Regions from separate parts of the Homo sapiens genome. Here region 1 is linked to region 2. A link is a loop called in an ENCODE intact Hi-C map of the cell type or tissue named here. Cell type or tissue: HCT116. All regions are shown on one strand. Each heading gives the region's core, and the rest is flanking DNA. Links, peaks and the distances in the headings are about the cores only.

Region 1 (16,789 bases), core at 8,046-16,045, 370 kb after region 2:
CTGCTGCTGGGCTTGAGCTGGGAGGAAGGGAAGTGATGGCTCCACAGGTCTCCCCTCCCGCTTCCATCACGGCTGCTCATTGGTATCAACCCTGAACATTGAGCTTCCTGGAAAAAATTCCGTTAGACAAAAGGTCCGGTGGCTAAAGAGTGTGATAACCACTGGGTTAAACAACCTTAAAGGTTTCTTCTGACTCTGGAGCCCCTTGGAAGCCATTGCTCAATCACACATTGGAAATGTTTGGGTTGCTGTGGATGGCTCCAGGGGCGACACCAGAATTAACACAAGTTTTCCTGGAGACAGGAATAATGAAGACCCTCAGATTTTACCCTTCCTTCCTCTCCCTCAGAAACCCCTCACACTTCACAAGGGGAAATTCCTTGGGCCATGTTGACTGCAGAATGTTTCCAGGTTACTGGCTTTGGGTGGAGAGGTGGGATTCTGTGTAAATGCAGTTTTCTCACACTTTTCTCATTAATGGGTCACCGTGTTATTTCCTTTAAAATTTTTTTAAATTTAAATTTTTAGTAGAGACGGGGTCTTGCTATATTGCTCAGGCTGGTCTTAAACTCCTTGGCTCAAGTGATCCTCCCACCTTGGCCTCCCAAAGTGCTGGGATTACGGGTGTGAGCCACTGCGCCCAGCCTATTATTTCCTTTCAGAAGCTTGAGTGTCGCCCACCCTGTCCTCTCCAGCATAAGGGTCCTGGTTGGGGGTGGAGTTAGGAGTCAGGTCCTAAAACGAGGGCTGAGAAGGGGCAATGTCCAAGTCAGTTGTGCTCCCACCTACCTTAGGCAGATGCTCAGTACCTTTTCAGCCCCAGGAGAGGGGGCAGGGGGCTCAGATTATGAAGTTCCCCTCCACCCCCAGAGCAGCTCAGTTTCCCAAGTGCATTCAGACTTGGCCAAATGAAATTGCCTTTTGCAGGAGGTGGCAAGACTAGTCCATCAACTGCTTCTCACCAGGACTGATATGAAAATCCCTTATCTGAGCAATAAAACACTGGCAAGCTCCCATTCAGCCAAATATTTTTTCCAATAAGAGAAAGTGAAGTGCCCAAGAAAGGATGAGGAGGGATTGGGGGGAAGCCCTGGCAGGGCAGTAGGAGCATGGATTGAAAGGGGCTGATGGGGGGTGTGACCCAAACCCCCAGCCAGGCCCAGGGGAGAAGTGAGTGGAACTGACGTGGAGCTGGAGAGGAGACTCCAGGCAGACACAGTTCAGAGAAAGGTGCCAGGAGAGGGAAGTGGAGTCGGATCCATCCATCCCCTGTCCATCCTAAGGTGGCAGGACCCCATGGCACAGCAGGCCTTTGTCTGAGGTCCCAAGGTCCGGGGGGATCTAGTGGCCTAGCATCCTGGGGATCTGGGTGCAGCTTAGAGTGAGATCCATGGAGCCCAGGGAAAGACGCCATTGGCAAGGCAGGAAGGCTCCCTGTGCAGAGGGAAGCTGGGCCCGCCAAACTCCTTGTTCTTTCTCTTGGCCTGACCTATGAAAGGAATGGGGTGTGACTAGACCTTGGGAGAGTTACTTTAGCCCCCTGTGCCTCCATTTCCTCCCTTGTCAGATGGAGACTCTGCCTCCATCACAAAGAGCCAACCCTTGACTTTGCCTCCATCACAAAGATGTTCTAATCCAATCTGATGACAGATGTGAAGGTTTTTCTTTTGAAATAGTAGAACTGCTTCGCAGGCATTACTCGTGGCCAGAAGGCTGGGGTCTAGCGGCCTGCTCTTTGCTACTTTTGGGCTCTCTTCTTCCTGCTCTTATGGATTTGCATCTGGGAAGGCCAGGGCCTCTGTCTCTCCCTCATTTGACCTTCCCTTTACCTTCCTACCTCCCTTCTCGGGGACATTCTCCTCCCACTCCTTTTTTCCCTCAACCTTTATCCTGGCCACCCTCTGGCAATGAACTCCCAATAAGGCAAATGTTCCTGCATGGACCCTGTGTTCCAGCCTCTCAGGCCCAGCTCTTCCCCCACACACACTGCAGTGGGATCACGATCCCCCTGCTTGGAAACCTGCTGCTGTGTGCTCAGGTGTGCATCCCACATCATGCCTGAGTTACTCATCGAGGACTTGCGTGGGCCCACTCACCTCCCACTGACCCAACCATCCCACACACCAGTCTTGTAGGACATGGCCTTTCTGTAGATAGCTTTACCTCCTCCTGCTTCCAAACCATCACCTCACCCACCACCCTCAATGTCCTACCCTTTATCTCTGCTAAATCAAGTAACTAGCCTTTGAATAATTGTCTATCTCCTCCCCTCCAGGAACCCTTCCCCAAATAACCTCACTGTATCTTGTCTTCCCTTCGCTTGGACACCTTCTGGTCTATGACAGGATTGGTATCTCTGCAGTGTGAAGTGTGTGTCTGTGCGTCCTGTCAAGGCCCTTGGGGGTCATCCTTCCCAAAGGGGCCATACACACTGGCTCCCCATGGTGAGGTTATATGGGCTGCAGACCGACTGCAGCCTCATTGTGTAGGAAGAGGACCAGGTCAGGTTTGGTGTCTAGAAGATGGCAGGACAGCACCCAGTGCAGTGGCTGCAGTAAGCTTTATGACAGTGACACATTGCAGAGCCTTTTCATGTCCTTTGTAGGGACATGGATGAAGCTGGAAACCATCATTCTGAGCATCGCAAGGACAGAAAACCAAACACTGCATGTTCTCACTCATAGGTGGGAATTGAACAATGAGAACACTTGGACACAGGGTGGGGAACATCACACACCGGGGTCTGTCGTGGGGCGGGGGGAGGGGGGAGGGATAGCTTTAGGAGAAATACCTAATGTAAATGACAAGTTAATGGGTGCAGCACACCAACATGGCACATGTATACATATGTAACAAACCTGAAAGTTGTGCACATGTACCCTAGAACTTAAAGTATAATAAAAAAAAAAGAAGAAGAAGAAAATGTGGCCACATGGCTTTCTCCTCTAACCCTAGACTGCAGCAGGCATCGCCTGAAGTTGTAGATGAGGTGCAGAGGTCATCACCTGTCGCCTGAAGGGTGGTTTTGATTGTTTGTGTTCCCTGCTCATTGCTAAGGGATAAAGGCTCAGGGGCTACTTATGCTCACAGACTGAGCTCAGCACACAGTTCTGACCTATTTTGTGGCTTTAAATTCAGAGATGCCAAGAACACTGTGTTTTTGCTGCTAAGTCTGGCAACTTAACCCACAGTAACCTTTAGGTGCTTTCCAACCCTGGAATTTCTTTGCTTATTGTTCTGGGTGGAAAATGAAAACCCTCTCTGCCAGCAATTAATTTACAGAAATAAACAGGATTTCTGCTTTTCGTGACAAAGACAGTCCCGGAATGCCAATCTTAGGGCTGCCAGATTGCAATTTCAAGTGGGTGCAGCCAACATGGTTACAACCTGCAGGTGATTTATCGAGAAGGTTATGAGAAAAGGAGAAAATGCAGTCACGAAAGGAGAAAATGCAGTCAGGAGGAAGTGGAGAAAGGCATTGTCTAGGAGTTCTTGTACTCACCTCTAATTTCTCTGGCAACAAGTCTCTGTGCCCTTGGCCTTCTACCTTCCCTTTTTAAAAAAAAAAAAAATTGCTGATGATTCTTGTTTTTTCACTCTGTTCTATTTGACTTATTTCCAGCCCTTTCCTGACATGGGTGCAGCCTGGCCCCTGCTTCCAAGCCACATCCCTGCCTGATGGCATCTCAAAAGCATTTGTCACCCAGAACCCTTGGCTTGCTACATTTTGCCTGTGGGTCTGGTCCCTTCATCTAAGAGCTGCTCCTGGGGTGGTTGACTGGATACACTCTAGAAACAACATCCAGACTGCAGAAGCAACCTCACTCCTTCTCCTTCCCTGGATACTGAATGAATAGGGACACAATGCATTGGAAATGAAGGCGGTAGGCATAGAGCTGAGCCACAGACTTGCTGAGAAGCTGGAAGGATTTGCTCAGGAAGGAAGAGTGGCACGGGTTTGGGGATGGAGGCTCCGAGTGGCACCAGCCAGGGACCATTAGAGATTATGTTGGGGGAGTTAAAAGCAGTGATTAAGTCTGAGAACACTGTCTCCTCCATCTCAGCCCCTGCTGAAAATCAATCCTTGTAATCACTCTCCTATCACCACTGCTGCTCTTCAAGGCTCAGCGCAATAGTTTGTTAGGTAGATTAGGAGAGAAGAGAAAGGACCCACTGGTCTTCCTCAGACGTCAGCTTTTCCAACATCCTGCTTCTACTGCCTGCCTCTGAGAACTTCACTGTTTAGGGCTTTGCAGTTTGGATGCTTATCTTTCCCAAGACTTTATCTGCGCTGATCTCAGGGGTTCCCTGGGCCGGACAGTGAGCAAGTATTTGTTGTGCATGGTTTCAAGGTGCCTAGTGTTAAAAACGGACACAGCCCCATCTTCAAGGAGCTCACAGTTGCTCCTGGAGTCAAGATAAACACAGATAACAATGGAAACCTGCAGAGAAACTAGAGAATAATTTCCTTTAGGCAATCGCTGGAAGCTAAATGTTCTTCGTACTTTCTGCTTTCATCTTACTCTTGGTAACCTCCCCATCACCTCCCTCACGATTCCATCCTGGAGTAGTTTAGACACAACACCCTGCAGAGCTTGATCCTCTCGATCCTCTGCAGAGAGACACGGAAGTAGTTCCAACTCTCTCTGGAGGAGTGGCCGGCAGAGGAATCTTGATAATAAAGTCTAATTAACAGGCCAGGCATGGTGGCTTATACCTGTAATACAACACTTTGTGAGGCTGAAGCGGGTGGATCACTTGAGCCCAGGAGTTCGAGACCAGCCTGAGCAACATGGCAAAACTCCGTCTCTACAAAAAAATACAAAAATTAGCCAGGTGTGGTGGCACACACCTGAAATCTCAGCTACTTGGGGGACTGAGGCTGGAGGATTGCTTGAGCTTGGGAGGTTGAGGCTGCAGTGAGCTGTGTTCACACCACTGCACTGCAGCCTGGGTGACAACGTGAGACCCTATCTCACACACACACACACACACATACACACACACACACAAATCCTCACAATTTACAGACCGAACTAAGAGTGAGTTGTTTGCTATGGATTCAATTCAACATTTAATGTGCAACTATAGTGCACCCAGGGCATTGTGCACTATAGGAATGGTGGGTGGTACAAAAATGAGCAAGAGTTCTGTCTCTAAAGAGTGTGTCCTCCATGTGTTTCTAATATTATTTGATTTTCAAAACTTCAATTCATACAGGATCCTTTGGAGGTACCCATGGTTCTCTGACTCTCTTCCTGAACTACCACTGAAGTCATAGCGTTAACATATTTAAAATCTCAGATGAATTTTTGTAATCATACGAAATTTATTATCGACTCTATATTGGTATTGGTTTCGATATAAAATGATCCTCTTCTTCCCCAACCTCATACTCCTCAAGTTCTACTTATAACACTGGAGCAGCAGGAAAACGGACTAATTGTATCCCATCTTTTGTATCCCTGGCATACTATCTTACACCCAAGGAACACAAGTACCCCTGAGAATCAGAGTTATAGATACTCAATACCTATTTATTGATTTCAAAACCCAGAGAGGTGTAAGACACCAGGGCCTTGGAATTCTCCCTCTCTCCCTCTACATTTTTCCTTTCTTCACCCTCTAGTCCTTCATGCCTTCTGGTCTGGGACACCCCTCCCCTGGCTTTTACCTTCTTTCTGCACATTTCTTACAGGGGCTCCCTGTTTGGTTCTGGTCCTTATTTTTGCATTTGGCATTGTTTTAGTTTTGAACACAGAACCATTTAGGCCCAAGGCAAATGGTGGCCCAAAAAAGATAGTTAATCATTCCATTAATTAATTATCTCAAAAACCACATATAGATCTGCTCCTTGGACTAATAGCTGTGCTGGACAGTGGGAATACAGTGATGAGCAAAATGGAAATGTTGTCTCTCCCAAAGATGCCTTCAAGGGACTGGGAAAGCCAGACATTGATCAAATAATTATACCAGTATATAGTGTTGAATTGTGTCATGAAGGGAGAGAGCAGAGTGCTATGAAAATGTATAGCAAGGTGTTTGATCTGATCTGGGGGAGGTGGTCAGGGAGGGCTTCCTGGAGGAAGGGACATTGCAGGAGAAATGAGGATGAGTAGGAGTTAACTAAATGAAAAGGGGTTGTGGGGCAGCATTTCAGGCAGCAGAGCAGCATGTGTAAGAGTCCTGTGGCTGGAGGAAGGAAGTACAGCCAATTTGAGGAATTGAAAGGAGACTGATGTGGCTAGAGCAAAGACAGAGAAAGAAGTGGTGTAATGTGGGCTGGAGAGTCAGAGGAGGGGGGCGGAATTCTAAAATCCAAATAGATCATGACAGCTGGGTATACACTAGGGTCGGGACATCACCAAGTATGCTTACTCAGGTCCAGAGTAAATTAAGTAGGAGGAACTTTAAATAAAACCAAATTAACCAAGACCAGTAATGCAGGAGGAGGTAAATTCACCGTAAGAAATACTCCAGGCTGGGCGCGGTGGCTCATGCTTGTAATCTCAGCACTTTGGGAGCCCGAGGCGGGTGGATGGATCACTTGATGTCAGGAGTTTAAGACTAGCCTGGCCAATATAGTGATACCCCGTCTCTACTGAAAGGCAAAAATTAGCAGGGTGTGGTGGCAGGCGCCTGTAATCCTAGCTACTCACGAGGCTGAGGCAGGAGAATCACTTGAACTCGGAAGGCGGAGGTTGCAGTGAGATGAGATCATGCCACTGCACTCTAGCCTGGGCGACAGAGTGAGACTCCATCTCAAAAATAAATAAATAAATATATAAATACTCCAAAAAATCTCAGAAGATATGTTGGCTGAATGAATGATGGATAAATAAAGACCTAGTACATGATTAAGTGTCTCCATTTCCAGCCACTTTCTAAGCAGAGGCCTGACCTGGCTCTGCCTCTTCCAGAGCAAATCACCTCAGTACTCTTCCTTTTTGCTGCCATGGCATTCTGTACATGTGACTATCATGGCTTTGTCCCACTGGATTGCAGTGATGGTTTGCTGCTAGCTTCTCTCATTAGACTCTAAGCTCCTTGAAGGCAAGGACCATGCCCTACTCATTTTTTCATTCCCAGTGCCCAGCACAGTGCCTGGCACATAATAGGTGCTCAGTAAGTATTGGTTGAAGGAATGCATACTGTCCTGTCCATATAAATTCCACCAGACTTCATGATGATCAGGATGACACAAGTGTACAGCTGCCTAGGCCTCCTATACCCTCGGAACTAGAAGCCAACATTTCAGGAGAGCCAGCTGCATTACAGTCCTGTTTTGCAGTCAAAGAAAGGCATTCACTGAGTCAGTCTCAACCTTGTTCTTCTGGTGACCAAATCTGGGACCTTGTTTTCCTTGTGAGGTTTTCTGTGAGGGTGCCCAGACAGCTCATCAAGCCAATGGGATCTAAGTAGGAAAATCCAACGGATTAACTGCTAGTCCTCTGCACTAGCCTATGATATTAATATTCCCAGTATGAATAGGCTTTGTATTTCCAAGCTACACATGCACATCCATTGTTTCCTTTTGTCTACACAACACCTCTATGAGGTATTTAGCTGAAAGAGGTTAAATGGTTGATCCATGGTCCCATGGCAAGTCAGTCAGGCCTGGAGGCTTTTTCTCCTACATTCCCCTGCCTTACTCCCTACCCCAGAAATTTCTCTGTTACCCACCTTGACAGGAGATGGTTCTCAGTGGCCACTGTCTGGGAGATGCTCTGTGTAGCTCTTTGGGCCTTGTTCCTGCCAAGCCAAGCCTTGGCAAACTCTGGTGGGAAGCTGAGGGGGTTGGCCAGGAACTTCAGAGATTCAGTGTATGGGGAGAGAGAGTTGCATAAGCCGGGTCTGCTTTCTCTCTTTCTCCCAGAGGCAACCTGATGCAACTTGCAGCTACAGAGCCATCTTCATGGCTTCTTGCTTCAGCCAGAGCAATCAGGAGGGAGAGGCAGGCTGAACTGAAGACAGACAGCAGCCAGGAGGGGAGGAGGAGCCATTTCTGCCTGAGCCCAGGGCCAGGGAGCCTTCAGGCTGGAGACAAGCTGGTGTCAATGAATCTTACAGACAGATGACAGCTGGCTTCTAGAAGATGTGAGCCCTGGCCCTGCTCTGGAGCTGCCCACTCAGGATGAGGCAATGCCGTGCCCTTCTTCAGGAGAATGAAACCTAGCCCACTGTTACTCTTTTCTTCCCTTTGGAGACAAGGCTGCTATAGGGTTAAATGGTCTGATCCAAGACCTACAGAAAAAAGACATTTTTCCCTATTAAAAAAATTCATTAAACAATTGCTGAGGTCTAGGCATTTATTGAAAGATGAAAGGGTAGTCTCTATTCTCAAGATGTTTACAGTCTAGTAGGAAGGTAAGCAGACACATAAAAATCATACATGAAAAAGAATGTGGTTAAGTGTCTTAAAAAGAGAGGGTTAGAATCTGGCTTAATGAAGGCAAACCAGAGTGTGGCATCAGAGAGGCCATCAGTCTTGAAAGGCACCTGGAATTAAATTTGGAAGACAAATGCATGGCAAATGCCTATGATTCTAGGCCACTGAGCAGTTTCCATGGCTGCAACCTTCCTTTTTTATCTAGGATGATAATAATAATACTAACGACCTTTCTCAGCTACTTATTATGCGTCAGGTACTGCACTGAGCACTTTGCATCCCCCATCTCATGTCATCATTAGAACCACCTGAGGTGGGTATATTCTTATCATCCTGTTTTACAGCTGAGGAAATTAAGGCCCTAAGAGGTTAAGGAACTCATCAAAAGTCAAGCAGCTGGAAAAAGTTGGAGGTGAGATATAAACCCAGCTTGTATTTAACATTTTAAATGTTACAGAAATCTGTAAACAACTACTGCTTCCAAAAGTGAAAACCTCCCCACAGATTCTGGGGAAGTGCTCAACTGTCCTGTGGAGCAGTCCAAGTTCTAGTGGCATCTCTCTCTCTCTCTTTCTCTGGTGCCAGGCTCTTAGACTCTGAAGCTCCTGGGAGGGTCTGAGACTAACAATTCCAGGCAGGAAAAAGGCAAGATTAGGAGAAAAAAAAATCAGCATCACAAATCTCAGAATTCTGCAGAACCAAGTGAAAGTCTCCTGGGCCCAACATATCTGAAATGGTCTCTAAAGCAAATGTCTTGGCCTTAGTCTCCATCCTAAGCCTCTCTGGAGTTCAGAGATTTTCCCCGCCCTCACAATATGAGTAACTAGAAAACGATTCATCTGTGTCCATTTGCCAGTGGTTCTTCAACTTCCTTTCAGCGTCTCAATGCATCATAAGCTGTTAGTCCTGACAGAGGCTTTAGTGATTAGTCCAATCCCTTCAATTTGTACATTACACATTAACAGTGGTTAATGGAAGAGCTTCTGGGATGTTTTCTCTTTGTTTTAGTAAAAAAATCATCTTACCACTAAACACTAATGTGAGAGTTACTTTGATTGCAAAACAGAAAAGAATCTTACAAGCATTGTGTGTGTACACTGAGAATCTCCATCAAACCTCATCTTTCCTATGTTGATCCATTTGCAGTATCCCCCTTTGTGGCAGAGGCATATGGATGGTTGAGGGTGTAGTGGGCAGAGCAATGCATTTCTCCAGCGCTGAGAACAGTCTGCTGCTGCTGGCCTGCTCTCTGCTTTTTGATCTGGCACACCCAGCAGCTCTGCCATGTTCAAGGCCAGCAGCCATCCATTTGTCTGCCAGGCTCCTTCTTGGCCTTACCCACTGGCAGTCAGAGCTAAGCTGATCTTTCTGCCTGCTGGCTGCTTATCTGGGACATATGATTTGTGGAGGACGGCCTGCTAGAAGGGAGCCGTCCTTCTCCAAGCCCCTGCAGGTGAGGGGAGCCACACTGACATGCCACGTCTGCTCCAGAATCTCAGGCTCTTAGTCTCCATTTGCAACTGCAAACACCTGTGCTCTGTGGCTAGCATTGGGCAGTGAGCAGAGAACAGGCATGGGAACATCTGCAGAAAGTAGAAGAGGTCACTGTTCTTCTGCCCCAGTCGAGAGGAGCTGGCCGGATCCACTCACCCACATTGCCCACCCTCTTCCAGGACCCTTGAGCCACCTATGCAGGCCATCTCCTGGTCTCCACCCTCCCCTCCACCCCTTTTTAGGAACCAAACCCCTGGTTTGGAGAGCCTGGTAGGTTCCCATAGCAATGGGCCTTTTAGCTGTTTCCATGGCAACCAACACCCAGACCATTTAGTTGCTAGTCAACTGACAGCTGTAAGTGAATCGGATTCAGTTTAGAATCTAGGGATAGGCTGAGGAATTCTCTTCAGAGAAAAAGACACAACCACCCAAAATGACTCAAATCCTTCAAAGACTTTCAGGCAACATCTGTGGAGATCCAGAGCCACTTTCTACTTTGGGTCACTCAACCCTGTCTCCCCCCAGCCCCATTCCCAACACACACACACACACACACACACACACACACACACACACACACACACACAACCCTGTCTCCCCCCAGCCCCATTCCCAACACACACACACACACACACACACACACACCCTCGCCTGAGTGTTCCAGGCCTTTAAATAAGGCATACCCCAACCTCTATTTCCTGTTCTGTCTCTTCCTTGGGAAAAACACTTGTTTAACGTGACTTTCACCTTGGCGACTTTCTTACACGACTCCTTTTTCTGTGCTAATGCTTTTCTTATATACTGTAACCCTGTCCTTGTACCAACCCATTTAACCATTGCTTTTTGGATTATCTGAAGTGAATGGCTGATCCCAGATCATTTTCTCTTAGTTGACCTCACCTATTTCAAGCCACTCTTCCTATGTCTGGAGGGTGTTCTCAGAGAACAAGCTGTTTTTATCAACCTTTCCAAAGCATAATCAAGATCACCCTGTTTCTTTTCTGAAAGACTTTGTGTTAAAAAAAAAAAAGATCACTCTGTTCCTTTTAAAAAAAGTCAACTAAGATTTAAAAACCAAATATGCAGGATTTAAAATTACTCCATGCTTGTTGCTTTTTATTAGTATGAAGATTTGACTGAATACTAGTCTTCATATTTAACCTTTTCCCAAACTGGAGATATGAGGTGTTGGGTTCCCTTTATTCTATAAGCAGGGGTGCCCCTCATTATTATTTCAACAATTAGAATCTGGGATTTATCTGTCCTGGAATTCATGTAAGAGCTGAGCCTCCAAAACCTGCTCCGTGGACTAGAAAAGCATGAGACGGTCATTGGAAAGAGGATGACCTTTTTGATATACCTAAGATTCAGTGCTTCTCAATGTTTTAATGACTCACGGGGGCGTCTGTGAACTGTCTGTAGAAGACGACCTTTCAAACTAATCCCCCCACGGGAGCCCTACCTAGCTCACGGCTGCAGGCTTCATGTAGCCCCGCGATGGCTGGCAAACAGTCACAAGCTGTTGTGTTCCCCTTTTGCTCTGATGGAAGGGTATAAACTAGCCGAAATACTTTTTAATTTCGATTTCTGAAATATCTACTTATACTCTTTGTCTTTAGTGCTTCCCCACCCTTTTCATTATCACTCCTTACAGGAGCTTTTATGGACCTTTTAATCCTAATCGACCACCCCACCAAATTTTAATACCGCAGATATAATATGTATCTGTTTATGTATTATCTGTCTGTTCCTGCTTTACACATAAAAAGATTAAGAATTTTTTTGTCCCTAAGAACAAATTTTCACAAAGAATGCAAGTTATAAACAATGAAAGATATACAGTATTAAAACATTGTTTCAAATTTGAAGAATAAGTGGAGGAAAGAAAAATATATTTTAGAACTTAGATATGTAAATTATTTCCAAAATAGTTTAACACTCAAACTAGTCAGCTGTATCAAAATCAATTCTCCCTGAAGTAGGCACTGTTCCTAGCTAGAGGCAAGTACTCATTTTGCATGGTATTGTGAGTCCTGTCTTCTTTTAACACAAGGGCAGAGGAGTATGCAGGGTGGGTAGCTGTTAACTTCAAAGGAGCTAAATGGCATGAGAAATCTTCTGGGAATAGGGAGACAGTGGACACATGAGAATTGAGCTTTTCCAGGCCTTTCAGAAAGTTCTTGTGCACAGAGGATAGCCTCATCCTTCTGAGGAGACATCATCAAATCTCAGATTGAACCTTCTAATTTTCCTGCTATTTGTAGACAAAGAAGAATGTCTGTCTCCCAGAGTGACAGCTAACATTTAGAGAGTATATACTATAGCCAGGGTCATTCTAAGTGTTTTACATGCCTCATCTCATTTAGTCTTCACAGCCCTATTATTATTAGTCCTATTTAACAGATAAGGAGACTGACACACAGAGAGATGAAGTGATTTCAAGATCACACTGGTAGTCCTGTTAATTGTTGGTGCCAGGATTCAACCATAGGCAGTCCGAAGCCAGAGACCCGCACAACAGTTAACAGCCTCAGGAATTCACACAATTCTGATACATCTAGAGTCTGGTATGGGAGACAAGGTGGACTGTCACTCTAGACTCAATGTGGCAGGATACACAAAAGATCTTAGGTAAAAAGTACACTGGTTGACTGGCTCCTAGCATTAACTAGGAAAGCTTGGCTGTTGATAACTGTATTCCTGATCCATCACTGTCCCCTGGTGGTTTTCCTGGGAAACTCACAGACCAAAGAAATCCAAGGGTCTAGTGAAATTAGTGGGATGAAAAGAACTGGATCAAATCAATCACTTGCTCACAAGCACTTTGTATGAATGTTCCTTCCTTTTGCCCTAACAATGGATGACCTAAGGTCCATGTTATTCAACTCAATTGTGAATGGGGTTGTAATCCCTGTACCACCTAAGAGCTGACTGCTAGTATACTGACTCAAAATAGGTGGCAAAATATATGCCCATGATTATACTTGTACTTTAAGATAGGAAACTCCAAGATTTAATTAATTTAGCCATTACTTGCTACAACTTCACATTTCATTTTTAAGCTTCTAGGCTTTCTTCACAGCAGTGTTCCCAAAAGATCACCATGCCTCATCCTAACCTGTAATCCCTAACCCCTACCTGCCCTCCCCACCAAATTCAGTTCCTTCAACCTTTCAGGCGTTATTATTCAACTAGGTGATTTTTACTTTCACTGCTTCTTTCGAGCATGCTTGGTGGTATAAGATTGTGTCAAATAAAGCAAAACAAGGCCATTTTATATAAAATAGATATGGTCTTACTGGACAAAAAGGAGGAAAAAGAGTTTCTGAAAAAGTCATGTCTTCAGTGCACTCTGGGACCACGGAACTGGGGGCCTGCCTTCCATGGTTCTAGCAGAATGTACCCTGAAAGGAGCAGGAGAAGACCACAGCCCACATGCAGAAGACAAGACAAACGAGTTTTTATTTATTCAAGAGTAAATTTCCAGGTGTAGAAAGAGGCCACAAGTTAATGTTGTTAAAAAAAAAATTAAACATCTGCTAACCAAGTGCTGCATTTAATGAAACCACCTAAGACAGAAAAAGAGACATGAGACAACCACTGAGAACCAGCCACCCGGAGCTCAGTTTCTGCTACAGAGCACCTCCTCTTCAACGAATCACTGGATACCATTGGAGAGCAAGTCACTGTTGTTGAAGCAGCAGAGCTGGAGGTGCTGTCAAGAGTCTCAGCAGACTCATTGGCCAGATGCACCGAACTCAATGAGGCACTTAGAGATGAGAAACCTGTGGATGTAATGTCCCAGCTCAGTGGAAGTGGTTTGGAACCTTTCCTCCACTGTCAGGGCAATAACCCTAGGGCAAGTTATCAGACATTCCTAAGCAACCTCCTTCAGGTCCTGTCTGGCTGGACCTTCCTTACTCCGACAGAAAAAAACCAATGAAGACAGTTAAATCAATCTCTACAGTCTCACTCTCTCTTCTTTCCTTCAACCTTTTTTTTTTTTAACAAAGGATATTACAAAGGCAACAGTTCTGAGCTCTCAGGAAATAGGGTCTCAGATGCTTTTAGAGGTTGAGAGGCATAAAACAGCAGTCTTGAAATTCCTTTTATCTTATGGCACTGATTTAGTTTCAGTCTGATTTCTCCTCCACTTTCTTCCCTCCACCCATGCCCTCTCACCCCCAGATAGACTTACGATCTGTACTGGGATTTCCCAGCAGAAGAGACTTTGGTTTTTGTCATCCTGAAGTTGCCACTCCACCACCAGTTTTATCTGGAGAAAGAGAAAAATAATTGAGAAAAATGAAAATAGGACCTGACTTCTATCCATAATTGGTTTAACTATGAATCCTAGATGTACAGTAGCAAACTTCCTAACTCCTCATACTTTTTTTCTTAAATCATGAGGGCTGCTTAGCATGTGGGCACAGCTTACAGCCTTAAGAGAGTGAACAAAGTTATACTTGTGATTTGATGCTAGCAGCACCACATACTAACTTGGTTAATTTATCAAATGTAATTTCTAAAGCATTCTCTTCTCTCTTAGATCAATGGCATATAAATGAAGTGATACGGTTTGGTTATTTGTCCCTTTGAAATTTCATGTTGACATGTGACCTCCAATGTTGGAGGTGGGCCTGGTGGGAAGTATTGGATCATGGAGGAAGATCCCTCATGAACGGCTTAGCACCGTCCCCTTGGTGATGAGTGAGTTCTCACTGACTTCACATGAGATCTGGCTGTTTAAAAGAGTCTGGGGCCTCCCCCTTCTCTTTCTTGCTTTAGTGCTGGCCATGTGACACGCTGGCTCCCCTTTGCCTTCTGTCCTAACAGTAAGCTTCCTGAAGCCTCACCAGAAGCAGGTGGTGGCACTATGCTTCAGGTACAGCTTGCTGAACCGTGAGCTGATCAAACCTCTTTTCAAGTTACCCAGTCTTAGGTATTCCTTTACAACAAGGCAAATGGACTAACACATGAAGGCTTACATGAATAATTTCACATTTAAGCAATTTCTCATGTATTTGGCAATCTGATCCAGCTTTTTCCCAATGTAACCATGAAGAGCAGAGAGTAAAAAAAATTTAGATTCTTAGGTATAAGGAAACGTTCTTGTTAGCTAGAAATGGAAATGTCAAAGCACAAAAGATGGCCTAGAGAAGTCTGTAGCTGTATGAATAATTTCAAGGATGACAACCTTTTGTAGCAATATACTTTCAGTTAACGCCCTTAAACTGCTTTCTAATAATGTACTTCATCAGAAATCCCTGCCTTGACTTGTTACACTCATATCACGTGAGTGGTCCCTTCCAATTCTTGATAACTCACTGACACTCTGCAGGTCCTTTCTTATGTGGACATTAGCTTACTTGTCACTAGTTACTACCTCTCTTTTGTACTCTAATGTTTCTTCACAATGGAACATGTGAGTGGCACTGATATTCAGGTTCTTGAAACTTGCCTTGTGAGTTTTTCCAGACTAGTATACATTAACTACTGCTTCATTTAGTGCTTAAGCAGTTTGAGCTATTTTTCAAATTAAATGTAACTCATTTAACAGACAATAACTACCATACATTAAGTACCTACTACGTATCAGGCTCTGACTAGTCACTGCATACGTAACTGAGGTTCAGACATGCCCATGGTTATGTGGATATTCATCTACTAATCTGTCCCTGACCTCTAAGGTCTCCAACAGCCCTTAAGCACAGACATCCTATATTTGAGTCTCTTTAGAATGTTCTTTAATTACTTACCTTTCCTAGAAAATAAATGGCCAGATATTGCTCCTGAGTTCTACTTGATTTCAAGAAATGCGGCTCTTTTTCTTCATGGAAAAAGGCCATCCCTCTATTTCCTCCATTCTTATCAAGATACATATCTTTAATACAGGTCCACTGCAGCAGGATCTACCTTATGAGTGCTTGGTAGAAAAAGAGGTAGGTGCAGCAGGGATGGGTCAGAGGTGAAGGTGGGGATTGGAGGGCAGAAAGAAGGCTGGAAAAAGCTACCTCTCTGCCATGGAGCTAACAAACTACTGCTCTCTTGTTTTGTTAAGAGATTAATGGAGAAACCAGGATTTTCTGATGACAATGTTAAGACAACTTGGATCTTTAATTATTTGGTACCTGGCTAAAATCTTTTAACATTGCACAGGCTTTGGAGTTATAAGACCCAGCTCAAAACCTGGGCTCCACTGCTTCTTAGTGGAGTGGACTCTGTTCATATTGCATAACTTCAGAGGCTCAAATTTCTTCAGCTGTAAAATAGAGATAATATCACCTCTACATAGGATGGTCATGAGATCCAAGTGAAATATTGTATATAAAAATGGCATCAGCCGTTGCTGTGCAGAGCCGAAGCAGGAGCCGCAGCTGGGAGGAGGGAGGAGGGAGGAGGGAGGAGGGAGGAGGAGGTGGAGGAGGTGCCAGACTGGGGGAATCATCAGTATTTAAACAGACCACATCACGGGTGAGCTAGTGGTCCTTGGTTCAGGAGGTGTTGGGCAGTCTGCTCTGATGGTTCAGTTTGTTCAGGGAATTTTTGTTGAAAAATATGACCCAACGATAGAAGATTCCTACAGAAAGCAAGTTGAAGTCAACTGCCAACAGTGTATGCTTAAAATCCTAGATACTGCAGGCACAGGGCAATTTACAGCAATGAGGGATTTGTATATGAAGAATGGCCAAGGTTTTGCACTAGTATATTCAGTCCACGTTTGACTTACAGGACCTGAGGGAACAGATTTTACTGGTTAAGGACACAGAAGATGTTCCAATGATTTTGGTTGGCAATAAATGTGACCTGGAAGATGAGTGAGTAGTTGGCAAAGAACAGGGCCAGAATTTAGCATGACAGTGATGGAACTGTGCCATTTTAGAATAATCTGCAAAGTCAAAGGTC
Region 2 (16,789 bases), core at 4,729-12,728:
GAGTGAACGGAATAATGACCCATGGCCCAGCTTCAGTAATCAACATATAGCCAATCTTGTTTTACTTATAACAATTTCCTGTAGCTACTTTAAAGCAAATTCCAGGCATCATATTACCCCATTGCCGAGTAACTTTGTATGTGTTTCCAGAAGACAAGGACTCTTACTTTCTTTTGCTGTTTTGTTTTGTTTTGTTTTGAGACAGAGTCTTACTCTGTGGCCCAGGCTGGAGTTCAGTGGTGCAATCTCGGCTCACGGCAACCTCCATCTCTTGGGTTCAAGTGATTTTCCTCCCTCAGCCTCCTAAGTAGCGGGGACTACAGGCATGCACCATGATGTCTGACCAATTTTTGTATTTTTAGTAGAGATGGGGTTTCACCCTGGTGGCCAGGCTGGTCTCAAACTCCTTACCTCAAATAATATGCTCACCTTGGCCTCCCAAAGTGCTGAGATTACAGGCATGAGCCACCACACCTGACATATTGTTTTTTTTCCTTTCTCTTCAGGAACAGTGGCACAAAATGTAAGATTTTTTTTTTTTTTTTTTTTTTGAGATGGAGTTTTGCTCTTGTTGCCCAGGCTGGAGTGCAATGACATGATCTTGGCTTACTGCAACCTCCACCTCCCAGGTTCAAGCGATTCTCCTGCCTCAGCCTCCTGAGTAGCTGGGATTACAGGCATGTGCCACCAGGCCCAGCTAATTTTGTATTTTTAGTAGAGATGGGGTTTTTCCATGTTGGTCAGGCTGGTCTTGAACTCCTGACCTCAGGTGATCTGCCCAACTCCGCCTCCCAAAGTGCTGGGATTACAGGTGTGAGCCACCGGGCCTGGCCAGTTTTTTTTTTTTTTTTTTTTTTTTTTTTTTTTTTTTAAGAGACTGGGTTTTTCTATGTTGCCTAGGCTGGACTTGAGTTCCTGGGCTCAAGCAATCAGCCCACCTCAGCCTTCTGAGTAGCTGAGACTACAGGCACATACCACTGTGCCTGGCTTTTTCTTTCTTTTTTTTTTTTTTGAGACGGAGTCTCGCTCTGTCGCCAGGTTGGAGGTTGAAGTGCAGTGGCGCGATCTTGGCTCACTGCAACCTCCGCCTCCTGGGTTCAAGCGATTCTCCTGCCTCAGCCTCCCAAGTAGCTGAGATTACAGGCTCATGCCACCATGCCTGGCTAATTTTTGTATTTTTAGTAGAGACGGGGTTTCACCATGTTGGCCAGAATGGTCTCAATCTCCTGACCTCGTGATCCACCTGCCTCAGCATCCCAAAGTGCCAGGATTACAGGAGTGAGCCACTGCGCCCAGCTGGCTACTGTTATTTTTTAAAAATATAACAATAGTTTCATTATTATAACTACAATTTTTTTAACAAACTTGTTAAATATCATCAAATAGCCAATCAGGGTTTAGATTTCTGTAGTTGACTCATAAATGCCTTTATACAGTTCATTTTTTGAGTCTGGATCTAAATAAGGTTCATATACTGTATTTGATATGTCTCTGAAATCTTTTTTAGCCTGTCATACTTCCACCTGCATTTTATTTCCCCTTGTCATTTGTTAAACCTAGTCATTTGTTCTGTAGATTTTTCAAAATCTGGGTTTTGTTGATTACATTCCTGTGGTAGAGCTTAACATGTTCACCTATCCCTTTTTTATCTGCTGATTGTTAGATCTAGAAGCTTGCACAGATACAGGCTTGATTTTTTTTTTTTAATTTTGATAAGAATATTTCACAGTTGGTGTTGGGTACATTATGTGTGCTGGTCTTTCTTTTTGTGATACTAAGATTAATAGTTGATGGATTCTAGATCTAACTATCAGGAAATAAAAAGGGATAGGTGAACATGTTAATTAAGCTCTACCACAGGAATGTAATCAACAAAACCCAGAATTTGAAAAATCTACAGAACAAATGACTAGGCTTAACAAATGATGGGGAAATAAAATGCAGGTGGAACTATGACAATCAGATTTATTCATTGTAATATTCTTCATCAGTCTTATACCTAGAGTAGCAGGCTTTGATCACAGTCTAGATTTACTGTTTTATTATAGGTTGCAAGGTAGTAATATTCTGTCATTTCTCTCATTGACTAGAATTTTTCTAAAAAGGACTGTATCTTATCAACTATTTGGTTACCTCGAAAACTGCTTCTACTGGCATGATGGGATAAATGATTCTTTTTCTTTCTTTATTAGTTTTCAGAATAATGAGTTTGTTCCCTAAGCATCAGTAAAGTTTATTTTAATGACTTTCAATGGAATCAAAAACTTGGTGTGGCATTTGTTATTTTTTTAAATCCACACAATTAAAGCCATTATTACTGCTAACTGTATTTCTAAAAACTTAAGGCTTTGGGGGTGGGGGTTTGAAGTCATTTAATTCGGCCACCTTCAGCACTAAACCAAAACTGTATAAGAGAAATGCTTGTTTCTGCCAAATGAGTCCCATGAGCACAGCTGAGATTGTTCAGAATTATCTTCTACCTCAAAATTTGGTGTTCTTTCAATTTCCATAGCATTGCTTTGCAACTGATTGCCGTTTTCCTTGACCATCGTGAATTTAGCTGACATGAAATAGCTTTAAAATTTAGAATGAGAAACAATTACATTGATGTGTATTGAACTTCTTACATACAGTCTCTCTTTGTTTTATTGTGTGTAGTGTATTTGCATTAAAAACAAGATTTTTTTTTTTTTGTCCTTACAGATTATTCATCTACTCTAGGGGTTGGCTTTTACTTGACACCCTAATCTGGTGTTTCAATGTCTAAATCCTCTTTCCTGCATTAATTGAGAGGATGACATGGGTGAAAAATAAGCAGTAGGAACTGATGAATCCCCAAGGACCAGTGATCCTGTTTTTATGCAAATATCTGCACTGATAAAGATGATGGAAAGAAAAAAAATGCAAAAAATATTTGTCCTCAAAACATGATTGTTTGTCACTTCCCAAGAGCATTGTTAAATGTTAGTATAAAAATTATATGAACCTTCTAGGGCTGATAGTAACTAGGTTGTGTCTTTTGGAAGATGAGTGCTACCCTTTGAATTGGTACATGATTATGCCTCAGATAACCCTTTTGGTGTGCAAATTTTGGAATGCAGTAACTTTTCTTATAGGGATTTATAGTCTCTCAGATGATTGAGGCCTCTTGGCTTGATTTGGGCAGTTAATTTATATGAAATTCCCTTGAAATATATAGAAATATTTAAAAAAGTAAAACTCTGCCTTAGCATATGAAGAATTCCATTTCTATTATTTCCATCTGAGCTCAGAGTCCTCCCTCTTTTACTGGAACTATGTTACAGTCACCTTCTAGCTGGTCCCTCTGCCTCTCAACTAGCCCATTCCAATCTATCTTGTTACTGCTGCCGCATTGTTTTTGTGTTTGTTTTTTTGAGACAAGGTCTCTCATCCAGGCTGGAGTGCCATGGCCTTATCATGGCTCACTGCAGCCTCGAACTCCTGGGCTCAAGAGATCCTCCCACCTCAGCCTCCCAAGTAGCTGGGACTACAGGTGCAGTGCCACCATATCTGGCTAATTTTTTTGATATTTTGTAGAGACGAGGTCTCACTATGTTGCCCAGACTGGTCTTGAACTCCTGGGCTCAACCAGTCCTCCCTCCTTGGCCTCCCAAAGTGCTGAAATTACAGACATGAACCACCATGCCTACCCCAGCCTGATTTATTATTTATTTATTTGTTTATTTTTTGAGGCAGTGCCTTGCTTTGTCTCCCAGGCTGGAATGCAGTGGTGCAGTCTTGGCTCACTGCAACCTCCACCTCCCAGGCTCAAGTGATTCTTATGCTTCAGCCGTCCAAGTAGCTGAGATTACAGGTGTGCACCACCATGCCCAGCGTTTTAAAAATATTTTTAGCAGAGATGGGGTTTCACTATGTTGGCCAGGCTGGTCTCGAACTTCTGTCCTCAAGTGATTTGCCCGCCTGGCCTCCCAAAGTGCTGGGATTACAGGTGTGAGCCACCACGCCCGGCCCCGGCCTGATTTTTTGAAGTACATTTTCTTCTCTTTGTCTTTTGCTCATAAATCATTGGTACTACTTCATTACCCATAGGATAAAATTTAGGCCCCTTAGTGTGGCATTCAAAATCCTTTGCATTCTGACCCTCGCCGGATTACTCTAGCCTTCTTACATCTCCTCTACCAAAACACATGCACTGTCTCTGTCTGAAGCTTCGGGAAATTGTTCTTTTTCTGGGTAGTTGGTGTTTTAGTGATGAGACGTAATATTTGAAGGTCTTATTTCTGGAATGTCTTCTCTTATGACAGTGGATGGTCAACAGCACAGAATAAATACAGTGTGAAACTTGTTGATGATCGCTTGGTTTATCTTCTACTTGAACCCTACTCCATCACTATTATTACATGCTTATGATCCTGATTTAGACCTGTAAGTTTCAATACTACATTGCTTCCTTTATTCCTAAGGTTCATTATCATGAATCCTATTGAATACTAGTTCTCAGCAGTTTTTACCCTCTCTTTCTGGAATACTTCCCCATCTTCTTAGTTCTACTCATGCTATTCCTTTTTCTCGGTAAGCTGTCCTTCTATCAGCTTTCCCTTTTCATCCTTGATTTAGAAAGTGAGTGCTCTCTCTGGCCTCTCAAATTGCCCCTAGAGCAGTTTGTTTGTTTGATTTGTAAGGTGCTTTTACCATTCTTCTTGGAGATTTTTGGTACATGTCTCAGTCCTTGGACTGATTGTAACTTTTTAAGATAAGAATCATATTTTTACTTTTTCAGCCCATAGCCCATAGATTTTTTTCCCCATCTCTGAAGACCACAGACCAGTTAGTAGTCATGCAAATGACCTACTTACTAGCTATCTTTGAAATATTTTTAAATAAAATGTGAAAACTGGGAAAGCAGAGGATTGTATCATTTGAAACTACGGCTAAACCTTGGGACCCTGATACATTTGGTTTTTTTCTCTTTTTTTTGGGTAACAGCTTTATTGAGATGTAATTCACATAGTCTATAATTCCCCATTTATAGTGTGCAATTCAGTGATTTTTGTATATTCAGAATTTTGCAGTCACCACCACAACCAATTTTACAACATTTTCATCACCTGAAAAACCTTGCACCCATTAGCAGTCACTCCCCATTACTTCCCAAACTCCCCAGACCTAGGCTGTTACTTACTGGCTTCATGTCTCTATGGATTTGCCTCGTCTGGACATTGCTTGTAAATGAAATCATATAATATGTGGTTTCTTGTGACTGGATTCTTTCTGTTAAGATAATGTTTTCAGTGTTCAATTATGCTATAGCATGTATCAGTGCTTTCTTTCTTTTTATGGCTGAATAATATTCCATTGTATAGATACGCCACATTGTATTTATCTACCTGGTGATGGGCGTTTGAGTTGTTTTCACTACTTGGCTACTTCAAATAATGCTGCTGTGAACATTCAGGTTCAACCAAAACACACAACTTTTTGGGTAAACATGTTTTCATTTTCTTAGGTTTATAGCTAGAGGTGGAATTCCTGGGTCATGTGGTAACTCTATATCTGATCTATTGAGGAACTGTCAGACTGTTTTCCAAACTAGCTGAACCATTTTGCATTCCCACAAGCAGTGTATAAGGGTTCCAGTTTTCTCACACCCTTGCCAATACTTGTTATTTGTATTTTTTGTTTTTTTAATTATTATCATGTCCATCATAGAGGGTATGAAGTAGTGTCTCATTGTGGTTTGGATTTGCATTTGTCTAGTAATAATGGTGTTTAGCATGTTTTCATGTGCTTATTATATATCTTCTTTGGAGAACTATCAATTCAGATCCTTTGCTTATTTGTAAATTGTATTGTTTGTGTTTTTATTATTGAATTGTAAGACTTCATTATATATTCTAGAAACATATATATGTTATTATCACATATATGACATTATCAGATATATGACTTGCAAAAGTTTTCTCTCATTCTATGGGTTGTCTTTTTACTTTCTTAATGGTGTCCTTTGAATCACAAAGCTTTAAATTTTGATGAAATCCAATTTATCTATTTTGTTGTTGCTTGTGTTTTAGTGTCCTACCTGATAAACCATTGCCTAATCCAGGTTCTCAAAAACTTATGCCTGTGTTTTCTTTTAAGAGTTTTATAATTTTAGATTTAGGTCTTTGATTCATTTTAAGTTAATTTTTATATTTGGTGTGAGATAGGGATCTAAATTAATTCTTTCGCATGTGGATATCCAGTTTTCTTAGCATCGTTTGTTGAAAAGACTATCCTTTTTCTATTGAATTGTCTTGACATCCTTGTAAAAAATCAGTTGGCAGCCAGGCATGGTGGCTCACACCTGTAATCCCAGCACTTTGGGAGGCCAAGGTGGGAGAATTGCTTGAGCCCAGGAGTTTGAGACAAGCCTGGGCAACAAAGTGAGACTCCATCTCTACAAAAAGATTAAAAATTAGCCATACATGGTGATGTGCACCCATAGTCTCACCTACTCAGGAGGCTGAGCCTGGGAGGTTGAGGCTTCAGTGAACCATGATCACACCTCTGCACTCCAGCCTGGGCTATAGAGAGAGACCCTGCCTCAAAACAAAAAAAATTGGTTGGCCGTAAATGTGAAGGTTTATTTCTAGACTCTCATTCTATTCCATTGATGTAATCTCTATCCTTATGCCAGTAATTCACTTTCTTGCTTACTGTAGCTTTGTAGTAAATTTTGAAATTGGGATGTGTGAGCTTTCCAACATCAACAATGTTTTGCAATTTTCAAAGCACAAATATTATACTTCATTTGTTAAATTTTTTCCTAAGTACTTTATTCTTTTTGATGCTATTATAAATGGAATTGTTGTCTTAATTTCATTTTCAGTTTGCTCATTGCTACTACTGAGAAATAGAATTAATTTTTGTATATTGATCCTGTATTCTGCAACTTCGTTGAACTTATTTCTTTAGTTCTAATAATGTTTTAGTAGATTATTTATAATTTTCCATATACAGAATTGTCATTTGCAAAGAGAGACAGTTTTACTTCTTCATTTCCATTCTGACTGCCTTTAAATTAATTCTTTTTCCTAATTGTCCTGGCTAGAAATCCCAGTACAGTGTTGAATAGACGTGGCAGGAGTGGACATCCTTGACTTTTCCTGATCTTTGGGAGAAACCCACAGTGTTAGCTGTGGGCTTTTTGTAGATGTGCTTTAATGTAAATAAGGTAACACTGAATATATTACCTTCTAAAAAAGCTTTGAGGAATTTAGCTTACTTTGATATAAGTAGTTGCTTCTGCTGATTAATCATATAATTCTGTACGTTCATGTAGCAGTTTAATGGGACTGTTATTTGGCTAAATTTTATCACTGTTGTTTTTTAAAAGCAACATTTCACTGTAAAAAGATTGAGAGGGATGCCAAGCGGGGATGATTGCTTGAAGCCAAGTGTTTGTAACCAGCCTGGGCAACAAAACGAAGACTCCATTCTCTAAAAGAAAGACCCCATCTCTAAAAGAAAAAGATTAAGGCCAGTGTGGTGGCTCACGCTTGTAATCCTAGCACTTTGGGAGGCTGAGGTGGGCAGATAACCTGAGGTCAGGAGTTTGAGACCAGCCTGGCCAACATGGTAAAACCTTGTCTCTACAAAAATTAGCTGGGCATGGTGGCGCACGCCCATAGTCCCAGGTACTCAGGAGGCTGAGGCAGGAGAATCGCTTGAACCTGGGAGGCAGAGGTTGCAGTGAGCCGAGATTATGCCACTGCACTCCAGCCTGGGTGACAGAGCGAGACTCCATCTCAAAAAAAAAAGGAGGCCAGGCATGGTGCCTCACGCCTGCAATCCCAGCACTTTGGGATGCCAAGGCAGGCAGATCACGAGGTCAGGAGATCGAGACCATCCTGGCTAACACAGTGAAACCCCGTCTCTACTAAAAATACAAAAAAAGTTAGCCGGGCGTGGTGGTGGGCACCTGTAGTCCCAGCAACTTGGGAGGCTGAGGCAGGAGAATGGCATGAACCTGGGAGGTGGAGCTTGCAGTGAGCCGAGATCGCGCCACTGCACTCCAGCCTGGGTGACAGAGCGAGACTCCGTCTCAAAAAAAAAAAAAAGATTAAGATGTCTCCATTCAAAACTTAATACTTTATCCCATTAATCTACATTGATGAAGTTATCTATACAACTTTACTATTTGGTACTTTATTTGATGGTAGTAACTAAGAAAAACTGCTTTCAAGAAGCAGAAGTTTCCACAGCACTAGCCTGTGGTACTAGACTTCTCCACCCTCTGGGCATGTGATTTGCAAAAAAGTGATCATTTACATTTAGAAGTTGTTTCCCATCTAGATAAAATTCTAAACAGTTCTTTTGATTTGTAATTTTAATATATAAAGGAGGGAAGGGAGAGTATAACTGTGATTCTTACACCTTTTTGTTTTTTTGGAGACAGGGTCTCTGTTGCCCAGGCTAGAGTGCGGTGGTGCAGTCATAGCTCACTGCAGCCTTGACCTCCCAGGTTCAAGCAATCCTCCCAGCCCAGCCTCTCGAGTAGCTGGAACCACAGGACAGTGCCACCATGCCTGACTGATTTTTTTTTTTTTTTAATTTTTATTTTGTAGAGATGGGGTCTCCCTGTGTTGCCCAGGCTGGCCACATCCTCCTAGGCTCAAGCAATCCTCCCGCCTCAGCCTCCCAAAGCACTGGGATTATAGGTGTGAGCCACCATGCCCTGCCCCTGGTATTTATTTATTTATTTATTTATTTATTTATTTATTTATTTATTTTTGTGGGCTGACATCAGAATTATTTGTCTGGCTTCCCTTATTAGGCCAATTAAGTCCTACCTCTCATAGAACTAAATTAATAGTCCTTGACTGAGGAGAAAAATCATCTAGCCTTTAACCTCTAGATGGCAGCATGAGTCTTTCTGTACCACTAACAGAAAGACTACCCACATCTCTTGAACTGGATTTTTGATCTATGTAAAAACTTGTTGTGATTTTTTTTCTTTTTTTCTTTTTTTTTGTTTTGAGATGGAGTTTCGCTCTTGTCGCCCAGGCTGGAGTGCAATGGCGTGATCTCAGCTCACCGCAACCTCCGCCTCCGTGGTTCAAGCTATTCTCCTGCCTCAGCCTCCCGAGTAACTGGGATTACAGGCATACGCCACCACGCCAGGCTAATTTTGTATTTTTAGTAGAGATGGGGTTTCTCCATGTTGGTCAGGCTGGTCTTGAACTCCTGAACTCAGGTGATCCGCCCACCTCGGCCTCCCAAAGTTCTGGGATTACAGGCATGAGCCACAGCACCTGGCCCCTTCTTGTGATTTTTACCAGACTACTTGCCTAGCTTTGTTGATACCTTGTTGATTTTTATTTTTAGCTTTTTGTTTTTCTTTTTTATCTCTTCATCTTTTTTTACATATTTCCTTGTTTGTTTGTTTTTTTTTAAATTTTTTTTTGAGACAGGGTTTCCCTCTGTTGCCCAGGCTGGAGTGTAGCAGCACAATCTCGGCTCACTGCAACCTCTGCCTCCGGTTCAAGCGATTCTCCCACTTAGTAGAAAAAAATTCTAAAAATGTGGTTAATTCAATAGTTTTTATATCTGCATATAAGACCCTAAAAATGGGTTAAGTTCTCTTGTCTCAATACTTTCCCCTACCAGTGACTTATCTTGTATCCTTGGACTCTGTTGGTTTTCATGTGGTATCAGGCAATGCTCTATTACATTAAACAGGAATGTTAGCTAAAGTTGATGAAACTACATTGGACTAATTAGTCCTTCAAGAAAAATTTAATTGTTTTAAAATAAAGCTTTCAAATATTTAGCCATTTTGAATAACAAAAGAATGAAGTGTCCTGTTCAGCAACTGTTTGGGTGACTACTTCATACAAGGCTATGTAGGGGATAGGAAGATAATTACTGCCCTCTTGTAGATTAAAATCTAGTAGGAAAGGAAGATAAGACAACTAAGGTAAATGATTCTTAAAAAAATATAGAGGAGAAAAGCTCTATGAGAGTACAAAGAACTATATGGATGGGGGAGAAGAGGCAATTGCATTAGATTGCTACAGGAGTGGCAGATAAACTTCATTTTATTTAGTTAAGACCTGCCTAGGACCATTGAATTGAGAAAGATTTTGAGAGGGAGCCTAGATTCAGAGAAGGCAATTAGTGATGTCTGTTATAGACAAGGGAAATGAGTATGGTAATATTTGCAATTTCTGGAACATTGGAAATAAACCTGGCCAGGTGCGGTGGCTCACGCCTGTAATCCCAGCACTTTGGAAGGCTGAGTTGGGTGATCACCTGAGGCCAGGAGTTTGAGACCAGCCTGGCCAACATGGTGAAACCCCGCCTCTACTAAAAATACACAAATTAGCCAGGCGTGGTGGCGGGCGCCTGTAATCTCAGCTACCCGGGATGCTGAGGCAGGAGAATGACTTGAATCTGGGAGGCAGAGGTTGCGGTGAACTGAGATGATGCCACTGCATTCCAGCCTGGGCAACAGAGCAAGACTCTGTCTCAAAAAAAAGGAAGGAAGGAAAGAAAGAAAACCTTAAAGAACACAAAGATGGGTAGAAATGGAAAGGGAGCATATTCTAGGTAGAGTGAATGTTAAAGAGTTTGAAAGCAACAGCTCTGCTCAAGGAACGGTGCGAGTGGTTGAATCTAGACCCCAGGTTATGTTAGGTCTCATAATGACTAAGACTAGGAAGGAGATAGAGGGGCCAGACTGAGGAGGGCCTTGAACTCCAGGGGTCAAGGAGTTATTCTCAGTGGTAGTAGGGAGCATGTGAAATGTTCTTTAAAAAGTATCTTAATGCTGTCAAATTAACTGTGTGTGTTGTAGATGGTTTGGGGAGACCCTTTACTAAAAGAGATTTTACTACAATTTTTTTTATTGTAAAAATAAAGAAGAAAGTAAAAAAAAGAAAACCACCAACAAACCATAGCCTTACCACTGAGAGATAACCACTATTAACATTTCATGTGTTTCCTGGCCCCACTTTTAGTCCCTTTATGTGTCTATGTGTGTGTTTATATGTATACTTGCATCCATTCATGTACCATGTACACAGATAATGCTATTTTTCTTTCTTTTCTTTTTTTTTTCTTTTCTTTTCTTTTTTTGAGACAGGGTCTCCCTCTGTCACCCAGGCTGGAGTGCAATGGTGTGATCTTGGCTCACTGCAACCCCTACCTCCCGGGCTCAAGCAAGTCCCCCACCTCAGCTTCCCAAGTAGCTGGGACTACAGGTGTGAGCCACAGCGCCCGGCCAGAAATGCTTTTTTAATATAACTGAGATTAGTGTGTGTGTGTGTGTGTGTGTGTGTGTGTGTGTGTGTAGTTTTAACTTGTGCTTTAAAAAATTTTATTCTATCTTAAGCATTTTCCTGTGTCATTAAAAGTTCTACCACTGAAGATTTTTGAATAGGAAAGATACACACCTTTAGGAGGCATTGGTGCACAGGATAGAGTAGGATGGTAGAGAGAGGAGGCAGGAAGTTACAGTGGGAATCCAGGGTGAAGGATTGAGAGCTTGAATGGATGATGGCAGTGAGAATGGGAAGAAGTGCACTGACAATAGATTTTTCAGATTTGGAATTTTTAGGAGTAGGTAAATGTCTGGATGGGGATGTTACGGGATAAGCTGAAATTAGAGCTTACCATGATGTTTTAGCCTAATTAATGACAGGGAAGTCAGAAGGAGGCTAGATGCCTGCTTAACAACAACAACAACAACAAAAATCACATAATTCTTTTACTTGCTCCTTTGTAGGCAGGCATCTTTATTTTCTTAGAAATAAGTAAATGTCATTTGTAGAGGCTAGAGGTTAGTGTTATTAATAAGATATCTAGTTCAGTCATATTACCTAGGCAACAGGTAATGTTTTAGATAGTGAATGGTGAGTTATTTGATCTCAAAGAAATCAATATGTGAAATAGGATGTACATAACTTCAGAAGTTGACTTGTGAAGTCCCTATTTTCTTTGGCTGGTCATTAGGCTGCTAAGTAGAATGACTGACTTTTGTATGGTTTTCTTCCACAATAGTGCTTTTTCTTTCGGTTCCCTACCTATGAACTTTTCCTGAACTTTCCTACAAGTTTAAAAAGTTGTTATGGCCTCTCTATACAGTAGACATCCAATTCTTTGTTAACTGGAAAAAAGTTTCAGAAGTTTAAATTTGAAGTAACAGGAATTGGTCCAAAATATTTGTTGTTGCTCATGTTTTAAATAAGCGACATTGGATTATATCAGCACTGGGATAATTCCCATTAGGTATTATGACTGCAATTTACATGCAATTGGAAATTAGTGATTGAGAGGGAAACAGATTGCCAAATTATCTTCCAAAAAGGTACTCCCCACTCCATATCCTTGCTAATAACAAGTATTATAATTATTTAAAGTCATTGCCAACTTGATAGGCAAAATATTGTCTTGTTCTAATGTTCATTTCTTCTATTGTGAAGGCGAACTTTTTTTTTCCATGTTTCTTGATCCTATCTGTTGATGAGGGCTGGAAGTTCAAGAAAGTATAAATTTAAATTATTTTAACCTGAAAAATAAAGCCAGAGAACTTGATTGAAAAGCACCCCAAAGACTGTGTTGAAATCTGCATTGCAAATACTGATGGAAACTTATCCTTGTTTTCTTTGTTTTATGCATTACTTTACCATCTTGCCATAGTCATTAGCTTTGCACCTATTTAGGTTACAGCATAAAATCTAGGAACTCCACTTTGAAGGGATCATGGTTATTCTTAATTAGAAATTGTCAATTTAGCCTTAAGTATTTTATTTTTTGAAATGTTTTATGATAATGTGAAGTAAACCATGCCATTATTTCTCATTTTTCCCTTGGTTAACAAATTAGGATATACAAATCTTCAAATTACCTTTAAGGCTTGTAAACATTCAAATCTTTTATCCGTTAGTCAAGTTATTTCATAAACCCAACATTGCCTCTGAAATGGCTTTACACACAAAGAGGATTTTACCATAAAATGCTTGTGGTGTTTCATTCTCTTCTGATTTTTTGTAGGGGAAGGGGGTTGGAGAGTAGGCAGAGTATAAATTAATTTGGATGGTGTTGGTTTCAAAGTAGCATTCCATGTAATTCTGCAGAAAGTGTGATAAATAAGAAAATGGGCCAGGCATGGTGGCTCATGCCATAATCCCAGCACTTTGGGAGGCCAAGGTGGGCAGATCACCTGAGATTGGGAGTTTGAGACCACCCTGGCCAACATGGTGAAACCCTGTCTCTACTAAAAATACAAAAATTAACCGGGTGTGGTGGCACATGCCTGTGGTCTCAGCTACTGGGGAGACTGAGGCATGAGAATCGCTTGAACACAGGAGGTGGAGGTTGTAGTGGGCCAAGATTAAGCCACTGCACTCCAGCCTGGGCAACAGAGTGAGACTCTGTCTCAAAAAATAAAAAATAAAAAAAATACATAATAAAACAAAGTTCAACATTTGGGAAATACCAGGTGAATTATAGTGTTACCCATACAGTAGAATACAATGTGGTCATTAAAAAACATTAAAGGGGCTGGCCACTGTGGCTTACGCCTGTAATCCCAGCACTTTGAGAGGCTGAGGTAGGCGGATCATTTGAGATCAGGAGTTCGAGACCAGCCTGGCCAAGCTGGTGAAACCCCGTCTCTACTAAAAATACAAAAATTAGTCACTCGTAGTGGTGGACACCTGTAATCCCAGCTACTCTGGAGGCTGAAGCAGGAGAATCACTTGAACCTGGGAGGTGGAGCTTGCAGTGAGCTGCCAAGATTGTGCCACTGCACTCCAGCCTGGGTGACAGAGTAAGACTATGTCTCTAAAAAAAAAAAAAAGAAAAGAAAAAAAGCACTAAAGGGCATTTCATGACAGAAAGGTATTCATTATATATAAGGATAATAGCAAGTGACAAAATGCAGAACATACAATTTTACAGCAGGTGTTTTTTTTTTTTTTTCTTTTGAGAGCATGGACATAGACAAATGGCTGGAAGGAAATACACCAGTATGTTTTAATGACTATCTTGAGTGGTTTTTAAAATTTTCTGAATTTTCCAAATTAACAAAAACACATTCTAGTCTGTTGAATAGGAAAAAAATACTACTTAAAAAAATAAGGAAAAGTTGTATGCCATTTTAGAAACAAAATTGTACTTAAATCTCTGAATTTTCTAGGCAGTTAAATTTTTGAGCTCTTCTGTGGACTGTTTCTAAATAAAAATGAGTAGATCCATTAACAATTGATCAGTTTATACAAGTGATAAATAGCAAGGTGAATGTTTCCCATACATATCTCATTTCCCATACTCAGGATGTGCTTGCATAAGTAGGAATTGAGAGCAAAAGAAATGGTAGGCTGTTGGGTCATGGGCAAGAGACGATTTAGTTGGCCAAAGAAGCATATTTTCTTAAGCAAATGTTGGCCAAGATGTTACTTTATGTTTTCGGGCTGTCTTCACTGTAGTTGGAGAACTGTGAACTCTTGGTATTAAGTACTCAGTAGGAGCAAAGAACCATTTGGAATGTCTGTCAATCTTAAATAGAACTGCAGCTGTTTGGCTGAGAGGTGAAATGGACCTGGATTTCTTTTTTTTGGCGGGGGGGCTTTGAAAGTAGTTTTTGTATAACAAAGAGGTGATGAGAACTAAAGTGATTACAAAAGTGTTCATAGGAGTTCAGTTTCTTTCCAGGCTTTGGGTTTAAGAATGACTGTTTCTGCCCATGGGGAAATAAATTGGCATTTTTCTGCTTTCGTTTGTTTTTTAGTTATTGATGTTCTAGAAATTTCAACAAAATAAGGAGTGTTTTTGTATTTCAAATGTAGTGCCCGTTTCTTTATTTCTTTCTGGTACTTTCCACTGGTTTGTGTTGATAATATGATCTGGAAGGTAGCGATAATGCATGGGAATTTATAAATGATCACAAAATACTTTGTCACAGGAAATCTGGAGAAATAATGACTTTGGCATATGTATAAGAGAAGTATCTCTAACTGTTAAGTCTAAACTAAAAGCTTGTTACTTTTCGGTTTGGTATAACCAAAAAAAATTTGAAAAATAAAATAGAAGTAATGATTTGTTTTCTCAGGTGTAGTTGTATTTGACTGACTCTATTGTAGGAGGACACGTTTAAGACTGAATGGTTGGATAACGGTAAAGACGTCCTTTCAATGGAGAGTTGAATCTGATAGGTTGAAGTTTTGGATATTGAATGAAAAGAGAAAAGAGAGCCGGACAAGCTGAAAATTCCTGTAGTTCCAACTACTGGGGAGGCTGAGGTGGGAGGATCACCTGAGCCCAGGAGTTTGAGACTGCAGTGAGCTATGATCATGCCACTGCGTTCCAGTCTGGATGACAGAGTGAGACCCTGTGTCAAAAAATAAGTAAATAAAAAGAGGAAAGAGCTAAAATGAGAATTCAATCTGATTCAGAATATAAAAATATTCTACTGTCCCATCATTTTTTGTTCTTTAATAAGCTTTAACATTGAAGTATAATGTATATAAAGAAAAGCACACAAATTATAATGTACAACTCAATGATTTTCATAAAATTAACACTCCCCTGTAACCGTTGGTCAAAACAGATCAAGATACAGAACGTTGCGCCTGGTGCTGTGGCTCATGCCTGTGATCCCAGCACTTTGGGAGGCTGAGGCTGGCAGATCACTTGAGCTCAGGAATTCCAGACCAGCCTGGGCAACATGATAAAATCCAGTGTCTACAAAAAATACAAAAATTAGCCGGGCCTGCTGGTGTACACCTGTAGTCCCAGCTACTTGGGAGGCTGAGGTGGGAGGATCACCTGAACCTGGGAAGTCAAGGCTGGAGTGAACCAAGATCACACCATTGTACTCCAGCCTGGGTGACAGGAGTGAGACCCTATCTCAAAACAAAACACCTTTCTAGTACATAAATACAAAATCTCCTTTGTGCCCCTTCTAGTCCCTACTTGCCCCTTCCTCTCAAAGCATTACTGTGACTTATACTATCATAGAATAATTTTGTTTATCTTTGAACTTTATGTAAATGGAATAACAAATCACATACTCTTTTGTGTCTGACTTTTGATCAGCGTTTAAATTATGACATCGGCCATATCATTTGGGTTTTCTCCCATTGCTATATAGTATTTCATTGTAAGAAGTTACCACAATTTATTTCCTCGTTCTACTAATGATGGATATTTGGACTATTTCCAGCTTTTGGTTATTACAAATAAATACTGTTAGTATTTTTGATATATATCTTTTTTTGGTACATGGATTTTCTTTCTTTTTTTTTTTTTTTTTTTGAGACAGAGTCTTGCTCTGTTGCCCAGGCTGGAGTGCAGTGGCACCATCTTGGCTCACTGCAAGCTCCGCCTCCTGGGTTCATGCCATTCTCCTGCCTCAGCCTCCCGAATAGCTAGGACTACAGGCGCCCCCCCACCACGCCCAGCTAATTTTTTTTGTATTTTTAGTAGAGACAGGGTTTCACTGTGTTAGCTAGGATGGTCTCGATCTCCTGACCTCGTGATCCGCCCGCCTTGGCCTCCCAAAATGCTGGGATTACAGGCATGAGCCGCCGCACCTGGGCCGTACATGCATTTTCATTGGATATATAACTAGGAAGTGGAATTGCTAGATCATAGGGGTATATGTATATTTAGCTTTAGTAGGTACTTCCAAATATTAATAGTTTTCCAAAGTGGTTATATCAATTTACAAACCTATCAGCAATTTCAGTTGCTCCAAGTCCTTACCAACAGGTGTATTCTCAGTCTTTTAACTTCTAGTCGTTCTAATAAATGGTATCTTAAT

What was found. A loop is a pair of places that touch in the nucleus more often than their neighbours do. Peaks named below come from ENCODE experiments on the same cell type or tissue, not always from the same donor. Only the 100,000 strongest peaks of a DNase experiment are listed, where the experiment ranks them.
Region 1: a loop joins it to region 2, with 10 times the contacts of the local background. A loop is called at or near these places in 4 of 110 quality-filtered maps.

What each region holds. Positions count from the first base shown.
Region 1 is chr14:74,466,621-74,483,409 of GRCh38, forward strand. NPC2 (NPC intracellular cholesterol transporter 2) reads right to left here. Exons shown (of 5, transcript NM_006432.5): 4 at 14,082-14,159; 5 at 13,320-13,668. The coding sequence ends at 13,654. MIR4709 (microRNA 4709) reads right to left here and starts at 13,584; the gene lies at 13,513-13,584. It also overlaps a transcript of SYNDIG1L not described here and the pseudogene RAP1AP. In HCT116, for the core only: a CTCF peak has its summit at 12,601 (motif pointing left); no DNase peak of the experiment used is centred there.
Region 2 is chr14:74,102,899-74,119,687 of GRCh38, forward strand. The region is part of intron 5 of LIN52 (lin-52 DREAM MuvB core complex component); the gene reads left to right. The region is part of intron 1 of LOC105370563 (a long non-coding RNA gene); the gene reads right to left. Among named protein-coding and RNA genes, the nearest start is that of LIN52, 26 kb to the left of the region's middle. In HCT116, for the core only: a CTCF peak has its summit at 8,899 (motif pointing right); a DNase peak (open chromatin) is centred at 8,873.